Regions from separate parts of the Mus musculus genome. Here region 2 is linked to region 1. Evidence: chromatin loops called from intact Hi-C (ENCODE). Cell type or tissue: gastrocnemius. All regions are shown on one strand. Each heading gives the region's core, and the rest is flanking DNA. Links, peaks and the distances in the headings are about the cores only.

What was found. Peaks named below come from ENCODE experiments on the same cell type or tissue, not always from the same donor. Only the 100,000 strongest peaks of a DNase experiment are listed, where the experiment ranks them.
Region 2: it touches region 1 in a loop (3.0-fold over the local background); 6 of 42 quality-filtered maps call a loop at or near these places.

The regions. Positions count from the first base shown.
Region 1 is chr7:35,647,686-35,653,064 of GRCm38, reverse strand. No RefSeq gene overlaps it. Among named protein-coding and RNA genes, the nearest start is that of Pdcd5, 2.9 kb to the right of the region's middle. In gastrocnemius, for the core only: CTCF peaks have their summits at 1,280 (motif pointing left) and 2,163 (motif pointing left); DNase peaks (open chromatin) are centred at 1,930, 2,144 and 3,755; H3K4me3 peaks cover 572 bases; H3K27ac peaks cover 754 bases.
Region 2 is chr7:35,753,908-35,759,286 of GRCm38, reverse strand. Dpy19l3 (dpy-19-like 3 (C. elegans)) reads left to right here and starts at 4,833. Exons shown (of 19, transcript NM_178704.3): 1 at 4,833-5,032. In gastrocnemius, for the core only: CTCF peaks have their summits at 2,013 (motif pointing left) and 2,570 (motif pointing right); DNase peaks (open chromatin) are centred at 1,992 and 4,781; H3K4me3 peaks cover 1,217 bases; H3K27ac peaks cover 1,041 bases.

The DNA of each region.
Region 1 (5,379 bases), core at 190-5,189:
TGGATATAGAATAGCTCATTTATCCATCCATCCATCCATCCATCCATCCATCCATCTGCCCATCCATCCATTCGCCCATCCATCCATGCATGTAGTGGGTTGGTCTGATGCTGCTTGTATTTCAATACTAAATACTGGCTTCTCAACAAGTACCTGGTTGCCCCCAGCAAGCAGATCCTCACCGACATCAAGTGATGCTATGTGAACCTTGCTCCCCAATTTAACTGGTCAATAAAAGGCTAGAGCCTGTGATTGGGCAGTGGAGGGAGAGAGGTGAGACTTGAGGATCAAGTGGGGCGGCGGGGATAGGGGGAAGTTGCAGGTAGAGGGAGGAGAAGAAGAAAGAAGACAGACGGCAGCCACAGAGGGCGGCCACCATGAGAGGAGATAGACCATGAGCACGTGGCCAGGAGAAACAACATGTGACAAGCATGTTACAGCTGGAGAATAAGTAGAGCTCCAAACTGGCCCAAGTGAGGCGTATGGCTTATAAATAAAAATATCTGGCTTCTATGTCTTGTATAGGGGCTAGCTAGGATTCTAAATTCCTTCTCCACATGCATTCATTATTTTAGATTTTAAATTGAGACAGGATCTTGATATGCAGTCCAGACCTCAAACTCCTGATCCTCTTGCCCTGGACATGTAAGTGCTAGGATTACAGGCAGGCATTGCCACACCTGTCTATTTATATGTTTACATATCTATGTCTTTCTGGGTTGCCCAGCCTGGTCATATAATGTGGTCTAAACCACATAATAGAGTAAACACTAATTTTCTGTGGCTGTGCTAAACACCGTGGCCAAAAGTAATTCCAAAGGAACGGGCTTATTTAGCTTCTACTGTACAGTTAATCACTGAGAGAAGTCAGGGCAGGAACTCAAGGCAGGAACCTAGAGACAGGAACTGAAGGGCAGATGACAAAGGGACGCTACTGATTGGTTTGCTCCCAGCGGCTTGCTCAGCCTGCTTCCTTATACAGCTCAGGACCACCTGCCGAGAGGCGATGCCACACACAGTCAGCTGGGCTGTCTCATCAATCATCAATCAAGAAAGTGTCCCATAGACATGCCTACAGGACAATCTGATGAAAGCATTTTCTCAATCGAGAGACCTGCTTTCCAGGGGACAATGGCTTGTAGCAACCTTGTAAAACAAACAAACAAAACCTAACCAGAGCACTACCCATAAATGTAAAATATTATTTTTACACTGTTTTGCATGTCTTTACATTATTTTGCATATATGTACTTGAGTGTGTACATGTGCATGTGGGCGCCCCCCAGAGGACAGAGGGTGGTATTGGATGCCCCAGAACTGGAGTTTTAGAAGGTTGTGAGACTCCTGAGATCCTGAGAACCAAACCTCCGTTCGGTCTGCTACAAGAGCAGGGAGTGCTGCTAACCAGTAAACCATCTCTCTAGTCCTGTAAGCACCACTTTTATACATGTTGGGTGGAGAGCATGTGGTTGGCTTTACTGTAGTGGCCTACAAGCAAACTTGCCATGTCCCCAAACGATGGCCGTGTTGTTGAAGAAACGTTTGTCAATTGGGATCTCAGGCTCTGTCATCACTAATCAACTGCTCACACACTGAGTTTGATGTGGGACGGGAGTCCATTGCTCTGTTTGAAAGCTTATACAGCAAAAACACCAGAAGTAAAGAGGTCAGGGAAGAGCTTAACACACTGCCCTGCCAGGAAGCTTCCTAGCTACAAGAAGTCCCAACCAAGCAATCTAGCGTCCATCTACAGCTGCTGGGGTCGGAGACTGCCCAGCTGGCCCGCCTCTTGCATTCTGCCTTTGTTGGAGACTTTCATGCTGCCAGCCATGACATAACTGATCAGCGGAAACACCATAGCTAAGGCACTGCTGGCAAGCAACCATGAAGGCGTGAACCCTGAGGATGGGAGGTGAGAATCCACAACACAGCATGCAGCAAGGATAGCGCTGAAGCCCCAAATCACCCACCAAGCTGGCTGAGGCTTTCTCAGAGTGAATCCATGCCTCTGGACCCAGAATCCAGCTACAAAGACGGATGAGGGAGATTAAAGCTTTGTCTGTGAGGACATACTGTGTGGCACAAAGCAACAGTTACGGGTCTTCTCGGCTTTGTAGCGTAATGAAGAACTCAGTCTCTTTCGGTAGAGTATGGCTCCCTCTGCTGCTGACAGGAGATGGCCAGGGCTCTGCTGCAGGGGACTTGAGGACAATTAAGCAGAGAAGATGGCTTGCCCAGGGAAAAGGCTGGGAGATAAGCATGACAGAGGGACCAGTGAGTGCTGTAAGCATTGCCCCTGTGGGTGCTGGGATTACTGGCCCACTGCTGTCACATAAGCAGCAAGCAGTGACATCAGTGGCCAACACAAGGAGGCCATGAAATAGCTGTGTATCACCTGTGCTTCTACCAAATGCATCCTTCCATCTCTTCCTTCCTTCCTTCTCCTCTTCTTTCCTGTTTGCGTATGTACAAGCCTATGTGCTCTGTATGTCAATGGCCTCTGAACTGAAACACTCCCTCTGGAAGGGAAGGCTCAGGAGAGTCAGGGCATGCCTCCGCTACTTTTTGTCGGTGATAAAATACCATGCCCCAAAGCAACTTATAAAAGGAAGAGTTTATCGGGGCTTATGGTTCCAGGGGAAGAGTCCAAAATGGCATGTCAGGAGGTGGCTGGAGGAAGAAACACAACGACCGCATCTTCAGCCAGGAATGTGGAACAGAGTCCAGTCAGGAAGCAGATAAGGCTTTTAAAAGCCCACCCCTGCTGCTGATGCACTTCCTCCAGCGAGGATGAACCCCCTAAAGGTTCCATAACCTCCCCAAACTGCACTACCAGTTAGGGACCACGTGTTCAAACACACCCATCAATGGTGCACATTTCTCATTCCAACCACTACAGAAGTAAACAAATGCATCATGTCTGGGAGAATGAAAATTTGGGGGATTCTGGAGGGCTGTTCTCCAGTAAACAGCTGACAGGAGGGAGCCCCAGGGCTGCGACTTTCATGAGCCACAACTGCCCATGGTGGGATGGACTTTTCAAAAAGTCTGCTCTTTGAGTCATTCTTACTCTTAGGAGTAACCCTCACACCCACTCCTGTTGAGAACCTCAGTAAAAACCCTATGGTTCACAAATTTAGATTTTGGTTGGACTCTTATATTGGTCTGTCTTTATGGTTCCCTTTCTGGGCTGATAGACATGTGTATTGTGTCTTCCTAGGGAGCATCTGCCACACAAGACTGTACTTGTGTGTTTGGATATGTGTGCACATGGAGATCAGAGGTTAACAATTGGATGTCTTCCTCAGTCATTCTTCACTGTATTTTTTGAGACAGGGTCTTGAAATGAACCTGAAGAGCGGCACTTTGAACAGACTGTCTGGGTCTGCCTCCCCAGGGTTGGGATGCTAGGCTGTATTCAGATAGGCTTTTGAGGGGAGGAGATATTAATGCAGGTCACCACACTTAGGTGACAGGCACTTTTACTACCTAAACCATTTCCTCAGGTCCAGGTGCTTGTGTTCTGACCTAGTTAATAAACGGTGACATTTACCAAAGTAAGGAGAAGTAGAAGGGACAGCTGATGAAGAAGTCAAGGGTTAACTACGGGTATGTTGAGTTTCAGATGCTATTAGAACTATGGAGAGGTTGACACAGGCATTTGAGAAAGATTAGGAGCTGTAGCTTTGTTGGAGGAGGTGTGGCCTTGGAAGAGGTGTGGCCTTACAGGAGGTGTGGCCTTGGAGGGGTGTGGCCTTGGAGGGGTGTGGCCTTGGAGGAGGTGTGTCACTAGGGCTCTGAATTTTCAAAATAGTAGTTGTCTCAAGACGTGAGATCTTAGCTGCTGTTGCACTGTCATGCCTGCCTGCTCATTACCATACTCCCCACCATGATGGTCACGGACTCTAATTCTCTGGAACTGTGAGCTCCAAATTAAAAGCTTTCTTTTATTAATGGCCTTGGTCATGGTATTGTATCACAGTAGTAGAAAAGCAACTGTCTGGTTTAGGATTTCTATTGCTGTGAAGAGACCCCATGATCACGGCATCTCTTATAAAGGAAGGCATTTGATTGGGGCTGGCTTATAGGTTCTGAAGTTTAGTCCATCATCATCGTGGCAGGGAGCATGGTGTAGTGCAGACAGGCATGGTACAGGAGAGGTCGCTGAGAGTTCTGCATCAATAGGCGAGCAGCAGGGAAAGTAACACTATGGCGTGAGCACACTTGAAACCTCAGAGTCCCAGAAAAACACTTCCTTCCAACCGAGACACACCTACGACAAGGCACACCTCCTAACTGTGCCACTCCCTAAGAGCCTCTGGGGGCCATTTTCTTTCAAACCACCACAGTCCCTAACACAGCAATTCCATCCATAGATACATATTTAAAATAACTGAAGGCAGGATTGCAGGCAGGCATTTGAACACATGCATTGATAGTGGCTTTACTCACACTAAGCAAAAAGTGAACAAGGTTAAACTGATGAATACATCTAATGTGCTTTGTACAGTAAATATGTTCAGCCAGGAAATAATGAAATGGGGGAGGGGAGAGCTTGTTTGGTTGGAGCCAAAGTCTCACTATGTAATGGCAAGCTGGTCTTCAATTCCAGATCCTCCTGCCTCAGACGCCCCTGGATTGGCCGACTTTAAAGGCACACACCCACCAAATCCAATCAAGAATGAAGTTCTGTCTCATGGTACAACATGGATAAAAAACTTGAAGGTGGTATATGATTGGTCAAATATGCCAGCCATAAATAAATAGTGCTTGAATAGGCAATTTTATACAGACAGAACATTGTTTTGTAATGGGAACCAGGGATAATAAATAATTTCTATTTAGTGAGTGGGTGCCAGTTTGTAATGATGAAAAATTTATAGAGAGTAGCCATTGCTCAACAGGGTGGATGTAGGTATATGGGCTAGAGGGATGGCTCAGTGGTTAAAAGTGTGTATTAGTCTTCCAGAGCACCAGAATTCGATTCTCAACCCAATATCAGGTGACTCACAGTTGCTTGGAACTCCAACTCCAGGGGTCCAATGTTTGTCTCCTCAGGCTCACTCATCCCTTACCTCCATATATATATATAATGAAAATGGTTAGATGTATTTGGAAAAATTAAAATACATATACCATAAGCAAGTCACAGGATTGGAGAATTGAGCAGTTTTTTTTTCCACCCACTCCATCCCTTACTGGGACCCTCACTCCAAAATCAGGGTGTGTGTGTGTGTGTGTGTGTGTGTGTGTGTATTGCCATAGTTCACACACACACTCACACACACAGCATCTTCTCAGCAAAGGCCCTTGGGGGTTGGGGTAAAGCAGACAGGGCGTCGACTAAGGAGTTTACACCTTGCAGAACTGCGCCATTGC
Region 2 (5,379 bases), core at 178-5,177, 110 kb before region 1:
GCACTGGGAAGCAGAGGCAGGCAGATCTTTGAGTTTGAGGCCAGCCTGGTCTAAAGAGCAAGTTCTAGGCTTGCCTGGGCTACATGGAGAAACCCTGTCTTGAAAAACCTATATAAAATATCTGCAGTTCAAGATACTAGAATAAAGTACTCAAGAAATCTGATCTCACAATGAAAGAGCTCAGAAACACTGTGAGCTCTGGGGACGACAGACTTGATCCTATAAACCTGGGAGATCGCACAGAGCAGAAGACAGCCAACCGATCACACAGTAATGAGAAGCAGCTGCCTGTGGTGGCCATGACAAATAGTAAGTATACACTCACAGCGAACAGAGGGTCGCTTCACAAGACATTAAATACCTGTGCAGGACAAAGCGTATAAAAAGAACAACCAGAGTAGAGACAAATAAAAACCCCCGCTATCATTGCCTTTACCTAACGAACACATACAGCAGGCATGGTGGTGCAGTGCACTAATCCAGTGCTTAGAAGGACGAGGGAGAATCATCTTGATTTCACAGTCAGCCTGGGCTACAAGATGAGTTTAAGGCTAGCCTGGGCTATACACCATGTTCACGGCCCTGCTGCAAAAACAAAGAGCCAAGGAGTGAGGCTATAACGAATGGTAAAGCATTTGCTCAGCATGTGCAAAGTCTTGTGTCCTAGCCCCAGCAGGCCATCCCCCCACCCCTGAAAAAAAAAAACCTAAGGTAATGATATATTATCTTCCCTCTAAGATTGGCAAAGATTAATTAAATATGTTCACTGTTGGCAAAGGTACAGAGAAATCCTAGCTGTAATACAAACTGGTAATAAAAATTAAAGTAATGGAATTGTTCATCCTTTTGCGATGTCGTTTGCCAACTTTTATCACAAACGAGAACATGAGTTCTTTCAGCTCTATTTCTAGACACATTTCCTAAAGAATTGTATATGTCTAAGAATGTTCCTACAGATTTGCTTAAAACTGCATAGAACCAGAAACTGGGCATACTATTGTACATGCCATCAGTCTAAGCATGAGAAGTCAAAAGCAGGCAGCTTAGCTCTTGGAGGCTAACCTGGTCTACATAGGCAATTTCAGTCCAGCCCAGGCTACAGAGTGAGAACCTGCCTCAAAAATAAGCAACAAAAAGACAGGGGCTGGAGAAGAGCTCAGTGGTTAAGGGCACTTGCTGCTCCTGCAGAGGACATGGGTTTGATTCCTAGCACCCACATGGTGACTCACAACCATCTGTAACTCCAGTTTCAGAGGGTCCTTTACCCTGTCCTGGTCTCCTGGGCATCAGTAGGTGCACAGACATACACGTGGATAAAACATTCATATAAATATTTCAATATTATATATTATTTATAGTCTGTATTATGACATACATAGTATATATTATAAATACAATGTAGTATATTATAATATATAAACTATATATAATATATTATCACATACTATAATTATATTATATTATATATCATACATTAAATTTTATATATTATATAAAAATTACTTATATATCTATAAATATATACCCTAATATCCAGTTAAATGGGAATATATAAAAGGAAATATACATCATGCCATGTCCATATTGATGATCAGTATTGCATTGATTACCTATCACTGTATATATAATAAAAGCCCCCTTCCCAAACCTGTCCCCTCACAACAATAACCATCTACTGTCTCAGAGTTTCGATGTATAAGAGTGATAAGCAGAGGTGGTTCTGCCCAGGATGGATCCTGCTATCAGCCGAAGCTGTCCAGGAGCTCCCCGATCTACTAACAGGGTAGCTCACTGGCAAGTGGCTGACTGGAGGCTGCTCCACAGGCCGCTGGGGTAGCCTCAAGACATAACCCTGAAATCCTCCCCTAAGTGAGCAATCCAACAGAAGCCAAGGCTGACACTGGACTGCCCTGTGTCCTAGCCTCACAATTCAGTCATACAGAACTGGGGCTTCCAGCCCCAGCCCAAATCCTGTGAAAGTGAGAAGGGAGAAAGGCTGCCCCCTGCTGTCTCCACCATGAAGTGATCAGCCCACCTTTACATTGCCCTCCCTCTACCACAGACGCCTAGGAAACCCCCAGGTTTCAGAGGTTATGTCTTGAGGCTACTCCAACAGCCTGTGGGGAGAGCCCTGTGAGCAGCAACTAGCCTAGAGCCAGCTGCCAGCCCTGCGGTGGCTGATCAGGCAGTTCTAGGTCAGCTTTCCTGAGCAGAACCAGCTCTGCCTATGTTAACAAAACAAAACAAACAAACAAAAAACCCAACTCCCCTATAAGTTGTTAAACACTTCAAGCCTGCTTTTATTTTTCTCTTTTGATGCGTCCCACGGTCCTGACTGCTCAAGTCAGAAACCTAGGAGCCCGCAGAGCTTCCTCCCTCTTCTTACATAATCCGTACAGACACCCACACTACTCCAGCTGCACGGAGCACCTAAATATCCCAGATCTGCTGCGTTTTCTTCATCTCCATGGCTATCACCCAAGTTAATACTTTTTAAAAGACTTACTTCTATTTAAAAACGTTTAACAATGTCTTTTATGTCTATGTTTTGCGTCTGCACTGTATGGATGCATTGCCCACTGAGGCCAGAAGAGGGCATCAGATCCCAGAGGACAGGATTCACTGAGAATGTGGGTACTGGCAATCCAATGGAGGTTCTCTGAAGGGGAAGCCAGTGCTCTTCGCGGCTGAGACATCTCTCCAACCACCCCCTTATTTATATTTTTTTATGAATGTTTTGCCTGCAAGTCTGTATACCCCGTGCATGCTTGACGCCCTTGGGGATCAGAAGATGGCATTAGATCTCCTGAAATGGGAGTTACAGATGGTTGTGAGCCACCATGTAGGTGCTAGGAACTGAACCTGGGTCCTGTGACTTTAAGTATGATTCTAATTACATCTTTAAGATCCAGTTTTATTTGTGTGTCTGTGTCTGTGTGTGTGTGTGGGGGGGGGGGGGCGGAGGGGTCCCAGGGAGCCAGAAGAGGGTGTTGGAGCATCTGGAACTGAAGCTACTGACTCACATGGGTGTCGGAGCCTAACTGTGGTGCACCAAGTACTCAATCTCTGAGCCATCTCTCCAGCCCCTCCTCTTGCTTTCTTCATTCATCAGAGTGATTCCCGAGGGACACCTGTCAGCACTGCCACTGACAACATCACAGGAGAGCAGGAAGGCTCTTTATAGGACTTTTATTGTATGTGTATCGGTGTTTTACCCGAATGTATATATGTGCACCATATGCCTGTCTGATGCCCACAGAGGCCAGAAGAGAGCATCAGATGCCCTGGAACTGGAGTTACAGATGGTTGTGAGCTGCCACATGGATTCTGGAACCAAACCTGGGTCTTTTGGAGGAGCAGCCCTTAGCTGTTGAGCCATCTCTGCAGCCCTAAGGTAGGATATTTTTAGTGTAAATAAAGGTTAGTAAGCATCGCCCTTGAAACTCCAATCTGGGGGGGAAAGGAATGAGGCCCAAAGGTCAAGTACACTCGGGCCTTAAAGCAGACCCTGTTTAACATAAGATCCATGAGAGGAACTCATCATTTCTGTTAGCAAACTTTACAGCAAGTATTCTGTGCTGGGATCCTTGCCTGCAGCTGGCGAGGGTTCATCTAGATCTGCAGTGGAATGGGGGAAATTCCTTCTCCTTCCTCCATAATTTCCCTTGCCTTTCTATCGTGCTTCACTACAACTCATCGTCTTGCTGCATGCTTGTGACAAGCCAGTACTCTATGTCTCTGCATATGGCCCAGGCAAGAGTTGGACTTGTCATCCTCCTGCGGCAGCCTCCTTCCTCAGCAGGACTACAGGAGCGCCATCTAAGACCTTAAATCTCAGACTTTACTCTTAGTGCGCACCCACTTTCTATGAGAAGCACTACGACCCGACGTTCTTATGACAGTTCTTGCCTCGTGTTACAGACATGAAGCAGCAGCTGAATACTGTTCCCCTCAGGGACATGCGCCTCACACCAGTTACATGTTCCACAAATCACTTTAAGTAGGTGTGGGGTGAGGGGCTATCTAATAAAGCATTCTGAGCAGTGTGTTCTTGGTATTAACAGTCGACAACCAAAAGAGAAAAAGATCTATCAGGGACAGGTAGCTAAGAAAGGCAGGGTGTATGGAACAATTTTTGTTGGAATTAGATGACAGGCTGCCTTTTCGTAGGTACTGATCTCAGTGGGCCATCCACTACCAAAACTCAGTCTGGCGCACACCTTCCTTTAGTCACAGCACTCAGGAGGCAGAGGCAGACGTGAGGCCAAATTGGTCCACACGCAATTTCAGGCCAGCCAGAGCTAGAAAGTGAGACCCTGTCTCAAAGAGAGGGAAAAGATGCTGACAAGCAGTTTAAAGATAAGAGGAACATCTAGGACTCAATACTGAAGGTGCATGTTAAGGAGGAGAATTAACAACAAAGGCCAGAGCAGTACTACGGCGGCGGCGGGAGGATGGGTGTGGATGGGTTGGGGGTGTGGGGACTGAGAGGCATGTCTTTGGAGACCCAAAAGTGTCTGCGGATTTTATCACTAAACAACGTCGAAAGTGCATATAGCCGGACATTGGAGGCAGGAGGTAGAGCTGGGAAGGTCCCCCGAGACTGGGTAACCTTTCTTCGGGGCACCAGGGACTCCGAACACAGGAACAAGCCAAGCTTAAGACCTGCCTCGGAGCCTAACACCCCCAAAACAGCCCTCTGAGCGGAAGTGTACCTCTTCCTTCCGGTGTGCGCCGCACGAGACGGGGCGGGGCAGCGCGGGAGGCGGGGGCGGGGCCTTGCGTTGACGAACAGCTGCCGGGACCAATGAATGCAGCGGTAGCGGCCCGGCCTCCCCGGCGCGCCCCTTCCCCGGGCTGTAGACGCCCCCCAGGCCCATCCTTGCAGCGCGCCGCACAGAGCCGGGAACAGCTGGGTCCTCCTAGTCTTCACCTCGCTGTAGCCCGTGAAGTGGGCGCGTCCCTAAGGCCTGGGTGCTCGGGGTGCTTCTTTGCCAACCCGAGCCGCCCCTGAGGACTGCTGAGGCCGCAGGTCTGTGGCTGGGGGTCGGGCCGCGAGGGGACTGGACGCGCAGTGTCTACGGGACACGTGGGCGGGGCGTGGGAGGGAGCGTCTCAGAGCGGGAGCGAGTGTCGCGAGGTTCCCCGGGCCGGCTAGCACCTGGTCCTCGCGTGGGCTCGCCAGGTGCGCAGGGGAGTGGCTCCAGGTGCGGGGGAGTGGCGCGCGTCCTGGTCAGTAGTCCAGGAATTGCCTTAGGGTCTCTTTGCTAATGTCTGGCAGGGCTTTGAGTCCGGCTGGCCGGAGCAACTTTTTGTTTCCTAGTTGGGGAGGCTGTTGCCATGCAGACGGGAAATGTAATTAGCACCTGGCATGTTTGT